Linked DNA regions of Homo sapiens: region 1 is linked to region 2. A link is an interaction called in ENCODE POLR2A ChIA-PET data of the cell type or tissue named here. Cell type or tissue: PC-9. All regions are shown on one strand.

Region 1 (8,000 bases), 110 kb before region 2:
ACACCACCACGCCCGGCTAAGTTTTGTATTTTTAGTAGAGAGATGGGGTTTCGCCATGTTGGCCAGGCTAGTCTTGAACGTCTGACCTCAAGTGATCCACCCACCTCAGCCTCCCAAAGTGCTGGGATTACAGGCGTGAGCCACCGTGCCCAGCTGCTCCTTAGTTTTGTTTCTTTTTTTTCTTTTTTTTTGAGATGGAGTCTCTCTCTGTCCCCCAGGCTGGAGTGCAGTGGCGCGATCTCGGCTGACTGCAAGCTCTGCCTCCCGGGTTCACACCATTCTCCTGCCTCAGCCTCCCGAGTAGCTGGGACTACAGGCGCCCGCCACCACGCCCGGCTAATTTTTTGTATTTTTAGTAGAGACGGGGTTTCACCGTGTTCGCCAGGATGATCTCGATCTCCTGACCTTGAGATCCGCCCGCCTCGGCCTCCCAGAGTGCTGGGATTACAGGCATGAGCCACCGCGCCCGGCCAGTTTTGTTTCTTGTTTTTTGCCTTGCTCCTCAGTATTGATGGAAATTTGCTTCTAGTAAATTTGCTACCCACCCTGCCATTAAAAAACCAGGGAAGAAAGCTTCCACGTGCTGCAAGCTTCCTCATCCTCCCAACTCCCCTGAGAGATAACATTAGCTTTCCTCATCTCAGGTGAGGAAACCGAGGCATAGAAAAGTGCAGTGACACTGGCTGGGTGCAGTGGCTCACGCCTGTAATCCCAGCACTTTGGGAGGCCAAGGCAGGCAGATCATGAGGTCAGTAGTTTGAGACCAGCCTGGCCAATATGGTGAAACCCCATCTCTACTAAAAATACAAAAATTAGCCGGGCATGGTGGCACGTGCCTGTAGTCTCAGCTACTTGGGAGGCTGAGACAGGAGAATTGCTTGAACCCAGGAGGTGGAGGTTCCAGTGAGCCAAGATCGCGCCATTGTGCTCCAGCCTGGGAGATGAGTGCAGTGACTCATCTCAGATTAATTAACTTAAAAAATATTTATTGGCTGGGCACGGTGGCTCATGCCTGTAATCCCAGCACTTTGGGAGGCCAAGGCGGGTGGATCACCCGAGGTCGTGAGTTCGAGACCAGCCTGAACAATATGGAGAAACCCCCTCTCTACTAAAAATACAAAATTAGCCGGGCGTGGTGGCACATGCCTGTAATCCCAGCTACTCGGGAGGCTGAGGCAGGAGAATCGTTTGAATCCGAGAGGCGGAGTTTGTGGGGATCCGAGATTGCGCCATTGCACTCCAGCCTGGGCAACAAGAGCGAAACTCCGTCTCAAAAAAAAAAAAAAATTATTGAGCCCCTACGATGGGCCAAGCACTGTTCTGGCAGTGAGGGATGCGACATTCAACAAGACAAGGACCAGCCCTGGGGTGAACAGTCACAAAGCTACTAAGAAGTTTTCCCAACTCCCGAGTCCTCAATTTTCTGTGTCCCCACAGGGCCAGTCTTTGTGGGTCCTAGGCACTCCTGCCTTTGTGGGCCCTTTCAAGCATAATTGTATTTTATGCTGCCTTAATATAAAGAGAAATATAATCCAGGCAGAATTAAAAATTAAGACATTTTATTCAATCCTGAAAGTTAGGGACTTTTCCCTTCTGATTTTAAGAGAAATGGAAACCGCACTGGGCCGGGCACAGTGGCTCACGCCTGTAATCCCAGCACTTTGGGAGGCCAAGACCAGTGGATCACTTGAGGTCAGTAGTTCAAGACCAGCCTGGCCAACATGGCGAAACCCCGTCTCTACTAAAAATCCAAAAATTAGCCAGGCCTGGTGGTGCATGCCTATAATCCCAGCTACTCGAGAGTCTGAGGCAGAAGAATCACTTGAACCCGTGAGGCAGAGGTTGCAGTGAGCCAAGATCGCACTACTGCACTCCAGTCTGGGTAACAGAGCAAGACTCTGTCTCAAAAAAAAAGAGAGAGAGAAATGAAGACATTTTCATGGGCCCTAGGCATTGTGTCTGCTGTACCTCATGGGTCCGTGGCCCCTATGTTCCTAAACGCTAGGGTGGATTACCTCCCTTTGAAAAGTGAGCCCTGGGTCTATCCACAACTGCAGGACAACCCGAATAACCATCAATGGATGAAGTATTGATGCATCCTACAGTGTGGATGAACCCCAAAACAGGCCGGCCGGGTGCGGTGGCTCACGGCCTGTAATCCCAGCACTTTGGGAGGCTGAGGCAGGAGGATCGCTTCAGGTCAGAAGTTCAAGACCAGCCTGGCCAACATGGCGAAACCCCATGTCTGCTAAAAATACAAAAGGTAGCTGGGCAGGGTGACAGATCCCTGTAATCCCAACTACTCGGGAGGCTGAGGTATGGGAATCACTTGAGCTTGGGAGGTAGAGGTTGCAGTGAGCCAAGATCAAGGATTGAGCCACTGCACTCCAGTCTGGGTGATGGAGTGATACTCTGCCAAAAAAAAAAAAAAAAAAAAAAAAAAAATTAGCTAAGTGGAAGAAGCCAGGCGCAAAAGGCCAGATAGTCTGTAATTCCATTTATATGAACTGTCCAGAATGAGTACATCCAGGGAGACAGAAAGCAGATTCATGGTTGCCATGGGCTGGGAAGGAGGGAATGGGAAGTGCTTGCTAACAGGTATGGGGTTTCCATTTGAGTCGATAAAAAGTTTTGGGGCCAGGCACAGTGTCTCATGCCTATATCTCCAGCACTTTGGGAGGCTGAGGCGGGTGGATCGCTTGAGCTCAGGAGTGCAAGACCAGCCTGGCCAACATAGCAAAACACTGTCTCTACAAAAAATACAAAAATAAAATAAAATTAGCCAGGCATAGTGGCGTGCACTTATGTTCCCAGCTACTTGAGGGGCGTGAGGTGGGAGAATCACTTGAGCCTGGGGAGACTGAGGCTTCAGTGAGCCAAGATTGTGCCGCTGCACTCCAGCCTGGGAGACAGAGTGAGACCCTATCTCAAAAAAAAAAAAAAAAAAAAAAAAAGAGTTTTGGAGCCTAGATAGAGCTGATGGTTGTACAATATTGTGGATATACTTAATGCCATTGAATTGTATGCTTTAAAATAGTTATTGTTAGGCCAGGCACAGTGGCTCATGCCTGTAATCCCAGCACTTTGGGAGGCCAAGGCAGGCAGATCGTCTGAGGTCAGGAGTTCGAGACCACCCTGGCCAACATGGTGAAACCCTGTCTCTAACAAAAATACAAAAATTAGCCGGGCATGGTGGTGGGCGCCTGTAATCCCAGCTACTCAGAAAGCTGAGGCAGGAGAATCGCTTGAACCCAGGAGGCAGAAGTTGTAGTGAGCCAAGATTGCACCACTGCACTCCAGCCTGGGCAACAGAGAGAGACTCCATCTCAAAACAACAACAACAACAACAACAAAACAGTTAATGTTATGTGAATTTCATCCTCATTTAAACAAAACGAAACAAAACAATACCAGTAAGCCCCGGGCTTCCCCTTCCAGCTTACCCTGGAGACCCTGGAGATGAGTGTCCCCCTGCACCCGCAAGCCCCAGGTTTCTGTTTCTGTTCCCATTTCCTTCCTCTGGAGCCCTCTTCCTTCTCTCCTCCCGCATCTGGTCTGTTTCTTCTCTCGTCCTGTTACTGGCATGATAGAAAGCCCCTTAATCCAGGAATCCTTGCTGCACTTCCCACGTGCCTCAGGCCATAGACCAGACACTGCACACTGGTGACCCTGGGGCCAAGTCTCATCCACTGACATATTTTCCTTGGCCCATACAGTGTTCTCAAGAATTTCCAAGAGTTGCCAACATTTCAAAACAGAAAGATTTCACACAGAACACACACACACACACACACACACACACACACGACTTCCAGCTTCTCTGGGGAAATTCAGAGGCGCCAATCACTCTGGGCCCTCATTCCCTCGTGGCTGTAGGAACCAGGCTGCTGCGACCCATTAGAGAAACCCCTGTCTCCAGTTTGCCACAGTCCTCACCACTCCTTAGAACCTTAGACAGCATCTGTTTTTCCTGCCTGGCCCCTATGGCTTTGGAGTTTGTCACAACAGCTGTAGACAAATGACTGAGCCTCTTCAGGCCTCATCATCAAAATCTAGGGGATGGATTAGGTGATCTTTAAGGGTTTTTTCAGCTGAGAGTCTGTGATAGCTGCAAACTCGGCTTTATTTATTTATTTATTTATTTAGAGCCAGGTTCTTGCTCTGTTACCCAGGCTGGAATGCAGTGGCATGATCATAGCTTACTGCAACCTCAAATTCCCGGATTCCAGAGATCCTCCTGCCTCAGCCTCCTGAGTAGCTGGGACTACAGGCAAAAAGCCAGTGTATCTGGCAAACTTCTTAAATTTTTTGTACAGTCTTGATTTGGTGCCCAGGCTGCTCTGAAACTCCTGGGCTCAAGTGATCCTCCTGCCTCAGCCTCCTGAAGTGCTGGGATTACTGGCATGAGTTACCATGCCTGGCCAAACTTGATTTTTCTATCTGCAGTGTCTGTGGGCCTGGGAGCCTACCCATGTGAAGGGTTGGGGATGGAGAAGGAGAAGTGGTTCAAAGATGCTGCTGGCGCCTTCACTCCCTGCCACTATGAGTCTTGGCTGCTAACAGCTCAGAGTTGCACCTTTTCCTAGAGGGCTGTCCTCGATCAAGTGGGAGCAGTCTCACCTTCTCTGCTCCCACCCCCAGAGCAGCCCACAGCCAATGACTGATTGACAAGGGTGTGAAGGGCCCGCCCCTTACCTCAATGAAGGAAATATTAATAACGAACTGCAAACTGTGTATCCAGAGCTCCCTGCGGGACCAGGCTGAGACTCCAGCAGTTGCCATCCTTAGCAACTCTCCTGCCCTGTCCTGCCTCCTCTCTCCTTTCTCCTGAGAACATGTCACTCAAAAAAACCACATCCCCCAATAAAGAATCCCCTCCTGTGTATGAAACTTGGCTCTCAATCAATCTAGGAAGGATATGCAACAGCATGGGATTTCGATTTAGAGGCATATGGATGGGTTAAATGCCTCTCACCGGAGTCCATCTTAGCCACTGCGCAGGACACATGATGTGATCGTGCTTCCTTTTGTGGTTTCCTACAAAATTGTGCTTTTCTTAAGGACAAAAATTGTGCCTCATTCATGTCTGTATCCCTAGCACCTAGCACAGTGCTTGTCTTCTCTTAAACAGCAGAAAGTGGCTGGTTGCATTGAGCTGAATGAACGTGTGTGTGTGTATGTGTGCACACACATGCGTGTGTACACACAGAAAGCCTCCTGGAGACCGGGTGCGGTGGCTCACACCTGTAATCCCAGCACTTTGGGAGGCCGAGGCAGATCACCTGAGGTCAGGAGTTCAAGACCAGCCTGGCCAATATGGCAAAACCCTGTCTCTACTAAAAATACAAAAATTAGCTGGGCGTAGTGGCACACGCCTGTAACCCCAGCTACTCAGGAGGTTGAGGCAGGAGAATTGCTTGAACACTAGAGGCAGAGGTTGCGGTGAGCCGAGATTGCACCACTTCACTCCAGCCTCAGTGACAGAGGGAGACTCTGTCTCAAAAACAAAAGGAAGCCTCTTGGAGCATATGAATTCTGGGCATCTGAGGCCTCAGTGTTTGTCCAGCTCCAACAGGACTACAGAAAGCCCTCGTTGCTGTAACAAAGTACCATAGACTGGGTGGCTTAGCAACAACAGAAATTTATTGCTCACAGTTCTGGAGGCTGGAATTTCGAGATCAGAGTGTCAGTATGGCCAGGTTCTGGTTGGGGCCCTCCTCCAGGATGCAGACGGCCAACTTCTCATTGTATCCTCGCGTGGTGGAGAGAGGGTGAGAGAACTCTCTGGGGTCCCTTTTATAAGGGCACTAACCCCATTCATGAATGACCTGATTACATCCCAAAGGCCTGCTCCTCACACCATCATATTCAGGGTTAAGATTTCAACATAAGGATTTGGGGGTGACATGAACATTCAGTCCAGCAGCCTCCACCCCACTGGCAGAGGTCTTCTCTCTTCTCTCTGTAACATTCCTGCAGAATGCCCTTGTGACCACAGCTTGCTCCCGCTGCCTCTTTCTGTTACGCATGTGAAAATCCATCTCCCTCTGGGCTAGTATAAATAATAATGGCTACTACTACTACGATCTTTACGATGAGCACCAGATTACGTGCTCTGTCCTGTTCACCCATTATTTCTAACCCGATGACAACCTTCCCTAAGAGATGGCTTCATATTAGCCCAGAACACTGGGGCCCAGCAATGGGAAGCCACTTGCTCAAGGTCACACAGCCAGTGGGATGGCAAGCCAGGATTCCAAGCCAGATCCTTCTCTTATTTATTTATTTTTTTCTCAATCGCCCAGGCTGGAGTGCAGTGGTGTGATCTTGGCTCACTGCAACCTCTACCTCCCAGGTTCAAGTGATTCTCCTGCCTCAGCCTCCTGAGTAGCTGGGATTACAGTTGCCTACCACCATGCCCGGCTAATTTTTGTATTTTTAGTGGAGATGGGGTTTCACCATGTTGGCCAGGCTGGTCTCAAACTCCTGACCTCAAGTGATGCGCTGGCCTCAGCCTCCCAAAGTGCTGGGGTTACAGGCATGGGCCACAGCATAGCTCATTTAATTTACCAGTCACCAAGTAGCTCATTTTAATCAGTTTCCTGATTTGGCAGGAGATGAAACAAAATGGGTACTCTCTTAGACACTGTAGTTGCCCTCCCAATAATTTATCCTAAGATATCATTCCAAATGTACACAGGCGAGGTGCAGTGGCTCACACCTGTAACCCCAACACTTTGGAAGGCCAAGGCAGAAGGATCACTTGAGGCCAGAAGTTCAAGACCAGCCTAGGTAAACTTGTGAGACCCCATCTCTACAAAAATTTTAAAAATTAGCCAAGTGTGAGACTACATACCTGTAGTCTCAGCTACATGAGAGGCTGAGGTAGGGAGACTGCTTGAGCCCAGGAGCTTGAGGCTGCAGTGAGCCATGATGGCGCCATTGCATGTCAGCCTGGGCGACAGAGTGAGACACCATTTCAAAAAAAAAGAAGAAAGAAAGAAAAAGAAAAGAATGTACACAAAGACTTAACCACAAGGCTCTTCCTCTTGACCTCTTTCACAGTAAAAAACAGAAAATCCCTAACCATACAACAAAGTAATAAAGGCTGTGATTGATATTCCCATTTCACTGATGGGAAGATGGTGCAAGAGATGTTAAGCAGCCTAGGAGTGGAACTCAGGTGGTCTGGCATCAGAGTCTGAAGCTCGGCACTATATGCTTTTGGCTTCTAGAAAAGCCTGAAAGGCTGAAAGTAACAGTGGTGCTCTCTCGGTAGTTGGACTATGGGTAGTTTGTATTTTATTGTGTTTAGAGACAGGGTCTTGCTCTATTGCCCAGGCTGGAGTGTGGTGGCATAATCATAGCTCACTGCAGCCTTGACCTACCAGGTTCAAGTGATCCTCCAGGCTCAGCCTCTCAAGTAGCTAGGACCATAGGTGTGCACCACCATGCCCAGCTAATTTTTTTGTGTTTTGTAGAGCTGAGGTCTCCCTATATTGCCCAATCTGGTCTCAAACATCTGGGCTCAAGCAATCCTCCCGCTTCGGCCTCCCAAAATCCTGGGATCACAGGTGTGAACCATCACGCCCAGCTGGTAGTTTTTATTTGTTTCCTTTTGGCCTATGCATACTCTGAATTTTCTACTGAGATCATCCATTGTTAGTATACTTTGCCTAAAAAGAAAAAGAAATACTATGTATTTAAATCAGTCAGTCAACCAACAACCAACCAATCCATCAGCTGCGCTATTTTTGCATGTCTTCTGTTGTAAATGAGCCACCTCCAGTCACAGCCAAAGTCACTGTTCCCAGTCATTGCAGCCAGAGGGGCCTTGCCCTGTGGTGTCAGCCAGGGCGTGCATCTCAGTCTGCCTCTGCTGACAGCTCCATGTAGGGCTTGTGAAATCAAGGCAGATTGCATAAGAGCGTCCCCTGGGGCCCTGGAGCTGTTTGTCACCCCTGAGTTATTTTTATTGGTTGTAAACTGAGCTCTCCTTT
Region 2 (8,000 bases):
AAGCAAAACGGAATAGAGAAAATGGCAAAACTAGGCCAAAGAAAGCTGGAATCTCAGTTATGTAAATCCTGCCCAAAATGGCAATTTGGGGGAATGTAAAGTCATCCCAAGCCCTGATGAATCAAAAGTCCTAAGCCATCTGCCTCCTAGACCAAGTGCAGCCAGGTGCCGGCAATGTGAGAAAACCCTTTAAACAATGCTCCAGAGAGTGTACATTTCCCTAGAGGGGGAAAACAGAGACTGGTAGAGCTCACCTAAGCAAAGAAAAAGGTTTCCTTCCTAACAGACCCTCCCAGGCTATTGCGTTTGCTGCTCAGATTCAGGCAGCCCCAACTTTATCAAGAAACACCAGAGCAGTCAGAGAAGGGGCAGAAAACCTTCAGCCTGGCCCCCAAGACAAACCCCTAAAAGTCTGGCAGGAGGCAGCCTCTCTGATTCCAAGCCTATATTTTTCATTTCTTGTTTTAACAGTCATAAACGCCTTCCGATGCCAAAGCAGAACATGACTTTAATCCAGATAAAATAAAATTCCTAAACCCTGAAAACTATACGGAGATTTACAGGCCAATTTTAAAAAGCGAGAGCCTCAGTCGCTTCCAAGAGCAGCACATTCCACATAGCCGGCCCTGGGTGCAGCCCCGTGGCCCTGCCTCCTGGGGATGAGGTCCCAGGACTTGCCACTCAGCCCTGAAATCCACAATCTCTTGGCAAAGTGACAGCAAGCAAATGCTGTTCTGCGTGTGGACTCTTCTCAGATTCCCGGGCTCTGGGGTCTCTTGGCTTTCAGGAGTCCTAATATGTTCCAGCTCCCCTCTCTCTGCCTCCCCTCACCCCCAGCTGTTGCAGAAAACCACAGTCAACCTCTTCTGGCTCTAAGCAGCCAAGTTTTCTCTAAGTAAACACAGAAAGTAGGAGAAGATCAGCTCTGTTCCATTCCCAGCACTGTGGGTTGGGTCAAGGCTGGCCAGGCAGCAACCCTGAGAATCTAGCTAGGGTTGGTTCCAGGGTAACCATGGGCTGCTGCCACTTAGGGGAGCCTTACTATGTGCTAGATGCTTTATTAACCTGATCTCATTGATTACTCAGGAGTTGCTATTAATCCCATGAGATTGGACCTTTACCTATTGAATTTAATCTTTTCGCCCCTCTAGGTTCACTCATCCTTTTGTCCTCCTACTCTGAACCTTTGGGGCTGAGCTGTTCCCGTTGGCTCCCTGGCCCTCTGGCCCCTAGTTGGGTTTGTCTAAGGAGAGAAGAGGCACTGGCAGGAGATCGGAGGAAGGAAGACAATGAGTTTGGGACACTTGTCCCCCACACTTCTCCTTTCTATGTTGCCATGGACTGGCTGTGCCTCTTCCAAATGCCACATTTCCTGTTGGGTGACCTTCTCCATACAGCTCCGCCTTTTCAGGTTTGGCAATTGACCCTTCTAGTCCTTGCAAGCCCAGGGGTAGTAACAGCACCTCCCTTTGCCAACCCAGGTATCACACTCTACCCTGTTGATAGTCCTAAATTCTGCCCACACCTGTGCAAATAATCTCTATGTTAAACTCTCCTCAAATTACTCAGTTTGAGTGTGCCCTCTGTTTCCTTCCAGGCTTTTAACCAATGCATGTGTATCGTCTCCAGGTTATAGATGAGGAGATGAAACTCAGAGAATTTAAGTCACCTGCTCAAAGTCGATTATCTGGGATTTGAATTTGGGTTGGCCTGACTCCAGAGTCCCAGCTCTTAATCTCTTAAATACTGTATAAAAAAATAAAATAAACTATTATTCAGTGCCCACTATGTGTCACACAGTTTGCTAAGCACTCTGTGCCTTTATTTCACAATGTCTCGCAAACACTTTATTGTAGGTACTACTTACTATCCCCATTTTACAGATGAGAAAACTGAGGCTCAGAAAGGGGGCTTCACCTGCCAAGTCCACAAAGTTAAAAAGGAGCAGAGTCAGGCCAGGCACGGTGGCTCACACCTATAATCCCAACAGTTTGGGAGGCTGAAGTGGGAGGATCACTTGAACCCAGGAGTTTGAGACCAGCCTGGGTAACATAGTGAGACCCCATCTCTATGAAAAATAAAAATAAAAAATTAGCTGGGCATGATGGCACATGCCTGTGGTCCCAGCTACTCAGGAGGCTGGGGTGGGAGGATCGCTTGAGTCCAGGAGGTTGAGGCTGCAGTAAGCCATGATCATGCCACTACACTCCCTCCTGGGTGACAGAGTGACATCCTGTCTCAAAAAACAAACAAAAAGGATCAGAGCTAGTACACGAACCTAGGGCTGCCCCAGCCTTTTAACCACTTCAAGTTCTGTATTGCAGAGGGGTCAAAAACAGATCTATGCTGCAGCTGGGAAATTAGTATGAGGTGGGACTTGGGTCTTAGCCTTGCCCATCTCCTCAATCCTAGAAGCTATCTTATCAGGGCTGCCCTCTAAAAACACCCCTCTGCACTGTGGTGTCCCACAGAAATCCACAGTATACTCTCTGCCTTTCTCCCCAGGCCCCAAGCCAACTGTTCCTAAATCACTCGGCTGGGTCCCCTTTCTTCTCTTGTTCACCTTAAAAGGCCACTCCCATCTGTCTGCCTATCATCATCTACTTTATTAGTTTTATTAAGGTATAACAGACATGCAATAGTCTGCACATGTTTAAAGTGTACAGTTTAATAATTTTAACTTATGTGTACCCCTGTGAAACTATCCCACAATCAAGATCATTAATATAGGATCATTCCCAAAAATGGCCTCATGCCCCTTTGTCATCCCTCTCTCCTGTCCCACATCCCAGTACCCAGGCAACTACTGGTCTGTTTTCTTTCTAGAATTTTATAGAAATGGAAACATACAGAAGTTTCTTTCATTCGTGTAATTAATTTTAGATTCATCCATGTTTTGTGTATCAATATTTCATTCTTTTTTGTGAATGAGTAGTATTGTGTTGTATAGATAAACCACAGTTTTTTCTTCCTTCCTTCCCTCCTTCCTTCCTCTTTCTTTCTTTCTTTCTTTCTTTCTTTTTCTTTCTTTCTTTCCTTTCTTTCTTTTTCTCTTGCTGTTTCTTTTTTCTTTCTTTCTTCTCCTTTCTTTCCTATTTCCCTGTCTTCATTCACCTACCTATCTTTCACTTTTTAGAAGTAAGCCTATTTGGAAAGATGTCCATCACAGTGTCTATATTTAATAGCAAAAATAGATCTAATGACCTACATCTCAGCCTAAAGGGAAAGGAGTAAATAAAGTTTGTTTACACTCACACAATGGAACACTATACAGCCATCAAAAAGAATGAGGTAGTTTTATGTGCTATCAGACTACAATGAGCCAAACTGTGGCCAGTCTCAACCAAAGAATCACATACCAAAGAATCACCAGCATTGGAAAATAATTGATATCTGAACTGAAGCCTCTTTGAGCAATCCGTACGATCCTCAAGTCTCCCTCATTGTAACAGCTACTTCCTTAAATGCTTCTCCTCATTTCCTCCCAATTTCAGTGTGGGCTATTATATTCTTTTCTTCAGGCACTCTTTCCTTCTTCATTCATCCACTCCTCCCCACTTTTTTTTTTAATTGTAAGAGACAGGGTCTTGTTGTATGGCCCAGCCTGGAGTACAGTGGTGCCATCATACCTCGCTGCAACCTGGAACTCCTGGGCTCACACCTCAGCCTCCTGAGAGGCTAGGACCACAATCAGGTGCCACCATGCCTAATTTTTTTTTTTTTAATTTTTGTAATGATGACGGTCTTGCTCTGTTGCCCAGGCTGGAGTGCAGTGACACCATCATAGCTCACTGCAAGCTCAAACTCCTGGGCTCAAGTGATCCTTCTGCCTCAGCCTCCCAAAGAGTTGGGATTACAGGCATGAGCCATTATGCCTGGCCTTACTCCCTTTTTGATCTACTCTGTTCTACCCCAGGTGGCTTCAGGTCCTTCCTTGTGCAAATTGCAAGTCAATGTACTCACTCTTAGCTTCTCCAGTCCCTGATGGGTCCAACAAAAGGTCTAGGGATTAGGGAGGCAAAGGCAGAATCTTCTTTAGAAGAAAGAATAGGTGAAAAGTTGATAAATACTTAGTGATATTTTCATCCCTGATATATGCATACACATACACACACACACACACACGAAGATGCCTATGACACGTTGTTGAGTGCAGAAAACAAGTTGCAAAACACTCATCACACTTATAATACCTCATTTGTTTCCTTCAGAAGCTTATGAAGTCCCAAAGGACAAACATTGTCCCCTGTAATCCAGTGCCTGGAGCATGGTAGATCTTTAAATATGCTGCTTTTATTGCTTCATTAGATATTTTTCAACATGTTAGTAGTGCATATCATGGAATGATGGAATTGTAGGTCATTTTCACTTGCTCATTAATATTCTTCCATATTGTTTGAATATTTAATGGAGAGCTTGCGTTTCTTTTCCTTTTGCTCTCTCATTTTATCTTATTTATTTACTTGTTAATGTTATTTTTATAATCTAATAAAGCAAAAAGCTTTTTGAATTAAAAAAATGTGAATGGAATGGTGAGAATTTAAGGCATTTCCTTCTAGTAGGGAAGAGAGATTTGGAGACTTTTGGCACCCATTAAATTACATCCATTAAGTAATACTGTGGGAAGGAAAACAAAACTCAAGCATCACAGTATCAAACCAATCCTTCAAGTTAGCAGAACCTCTGTGTTTACTTGGTGCATGCAGCCGCCACACTGACCCTTTCTCCAGCTTCCCTAACAGACTGGGATCTAGCCTGCTTCAGCTCCTCCTGTTGGTTTCTTACAGACTTTGGACCTCATCTGATGAGCTCCAGATACAGAGTCCACTGCGATAGCCAGAAGGGCTGTGCCATTCTTGTTTCATAGATATCCAATGTGCCCTGCCACTGTCCTTGATTCAATGGAAAACTGAAGAAATGGAAAGAAAAATTACTCACTGACACCTGGATAGTATGTTTAAAGTTTCTTTGCTTTGAATAGTTCTGTCTGCCCATTCATCCATCCATTCATCCATCCATCATTCATCTACCCATTCATCCATTCATCCATCCTTTCATCCATCCATCCATCCATCCATCCATCATCTATCCATCCATCCATCCATTATCCATCCACCCACCCATCCTTCATCCTCCATCCACTCATCCTTCATCCTCCATCCCTCCATCATCCATCTTCCATCCTCCATCCATCTACCCATCCATCCATTTTCCATCATTTATTCATCCATTCATCTGACCTCCATCATCCATCCATCTCTCTTCGCCTACTATCTATCTACTCTTCCATCCATCTGTCTATCATCTATTATCTATTTCTTTATACATAGGTCCCTCCTTTTCCTTTGACAATCTTTTACCTGGCCATTGATGCCAATGAGGCCAATGGATGTTAATATTCTGGTATAGCTGGAAAAAGATACAGATTAATAGTAAATATGATTCTCTGCTAAGAATCTGTTGGTAACCAGGCACCAGGCACAATGTAAAGAAATCAGAAAGTGCTAAGCTCATGGCCTGACACATACAAGTGGGAAAAAACATTCCTTTGAGTTCATTCCCTTGTTAGTGCTTGTAATTACAGATCTTTGCTACTGCTTCAATGAAGCCTCATGCGTTCATAACAACTGGTGTGAAGGGCAGGTTAAGAGGTCTTTCTGTATTAAAGAGACTGTTTAGAATCCTTAAACAAAATGAACCTTTATTCCTTTTGAGTACAGAGGAGACCCTGACAAAGAAAGGGTTTCCAAGTAGTAGTACTTTTCTTCTGCTCTAATCAACATTTAAAACTCATCTGGATTTGGCAGGAATTTATTTGGGTAAGAGTGAGGTGCTAAAAGCCTTACGGCAATTTACTCTTTTGAAGACATGGAATGCGCCCTGTACAATCTTCTTGACACAGTTACTCTGGTAAACTTTTCTTCACAGGTAGACTAAAGGTAAACTGCAGCTCAGGCCAGGTTGAATTATAACAAATGCCATTATTAGCACAGTTCAAATTAATGAGATTTTCCTTTACTTTAGTTTCAAAAGAGGCTAAAAGCCACTTAGTAACTCGATACCTCTTGTGAATCTCATTACTACAACAGTTTTTAAAACACAGTTTGGTCTTTGGTTACCATAGGAAATTGAAAAGGTCCAATGACTATGTTCCATTTTGGATCCAAGTTTTATGTCCAGGAATTCATTTAAGTTTGATGATTCTTTAATTTAAAAAATCCCCCACCAATGCTGGAAAAAAAATCTATTAACACACAGTGAACACATGAAAGGGATACTGACCAGTCAAGTCTTTATAAGCTGAAGAAGGGATAGTGACCAGTTTATTGTCTGAGTTCTATGCAAAACCAAAGATGAAAAGTAAACAAAACTTTCAAACTTTACCGTGTTTCTCTCCAAGCTCCTGCTGGCCACAGAGGCAAAAGTTTTTCCTTGTGTTTTATGTCTGGCAACCTCTTAAATTAAGTTGGATTTGTCCCAAGAACCAAATAACAAAATTAATTCATGAACTAGGGCCCTCCAGAATGTCTTTTTCTTTCATTTTGTTTAGTTACTTTTATAGTCCTTTCTTTCTTGGAAGTAATTTGGATTTGATTGCTTCTTCGTGAAATTCTAATGTCAAGACTGTGTCTAATTTCTGTTTTATGAAGAAATCTGGAAACTATACAAAGGAATGAATTGAGATGCAGAGTCAAATAAAATCTGTAATGTGATAACTCTATCAACTCTGCCTGGAAAGATACTGTATTTCAATTAGATCTTGAGACATGTTCTTACATAAACTGACAGCATCTGATTGACAGTGTTCATCTTCCTGGAAAACACAATTTACAAGGACAAGGTGGTGAGCTTGGTTCTGTATTCCAAAGGTACATTGGGTTCCTTGCCTCACCTAAGCCAGAATTGAAGTATGATGTAGCAGACAGGCTTGCTCGCACATTAAATCAAATTGCAAACGTATTAAAAATCCCCACCAAAAAAAAAAGGTATTTAAAATGTAAAGTAATAATAATGATACTTAGCATTTAAACAGTACTTTACATCTTCAAAGCACTCCATAAACATCGGTTCCAATTCTCCAGGCGTGCGAGTGGTCTTTGATGTGGAGAAGAGCTCTGCGCACAGTGGGGGAGATAAAGCTATATCCAGAAGAACTGGGCCCAATTAGCTAATTGTAACACTTTCATTTCTTTCCCCTGTTCAGTTTCATTTTTTTTCCAACTACCTTTTGTTCTCATTTAGATCCCTCACAGGGTCACCTACGCAGGCCTACTGGTAGTAACTAGGCTTCCATCCAAACCCATCCACAAGCCCCTTGCTGCATTCTTTCCCCAAGTTCACAGTGAAATAGTAATAACATAATACTAATAAACCAAAGTTCAAATGTATTACAATTTGATTTCTTTTATTCTCAGAGTTTGCCTTTCCAATTTTTCAATGCAGTAAAATGTCCTTTTATTTATAAGATGAGAGAAGGTACTGTGTTTTGTAGATAGTAGCTTTGGTTTTATTTTGATTTTTGATTCTTTCTTAGCAAAACAAGAAGTTGTCAATCCTATGTCAGTTTCCACAATTCTCTCAGGAGACCAGGAGACTGGACGCCTGTAACAAATCCAATAATTAGGGAGGCGCTGGTCTTGCTGATTCTGAGCCCCTCAGCAACATGGATTTGATATTCATCTCCATCAGTAATACTCAGTGCAGGCAGGGCTGCAGTGAAGCAAGGACCCTTCTGAAGCAGGTAACCTCCCCCACTCTTGGTGGAAGTATAAATCAGTATCACCTTTTGCAAAAACCTACCAAAATTGCAATCTTTCATGTCTTTTGACCCACAATTCTACTTCTGGAAGTTTGTTTTAATGAAAAACTCATGCAAGTTTGCAAATAACTATGCAAGCTCATGGATGTAGCCTTGTTTGTAGTAGTGAAAAACAGAGGAGCACCAAGGACCCACTAATAAGGGAATGGTGGAGTCAGGTGAGACACACCCAGTAGTGGAA

Evidence for each region. Peaks named below come from ENCODE experiments on the same cell type or tissue, not always from the same donor. Only the 100,000 strongest peaks of a DNase experiment are listed, where the experiment ranks them.
Region 1: POLR2A ChIA-PET joins it to region 2 with 12 read pairs; 3 of 35 experiments call an interaction of 5 or more read pairs at or near these places.

Annotation. Positions count from the first base shown.
Region 1 is chr12:116,406,655-116,414,654 of GRCh38, reverse strand. No RefSeq gene overlaps it. Among named protein-coding and RNA genes, the nearest start is that of MIR4472-2, 18 kb to the left of the region's middle. In PC-9, a CTCF peak has its summit at 7,900; a DNase peak (open chromatin) is centred at 7,924; H3K27ac peaks cover 501 bases.
Region 2 is chr12:116,292,669-116,300,668 of GRCh38, reverse strand. No RefSeq gene overlaps it. Among named protein-coding and RNA genes, the nearest start is that of MED13L, 19 kb to the right of the region's middle. In PC-9, a CTCF peak has its summit at 1,500; DNase peaks (open chromatin) are centred at 1,408 and 4,635.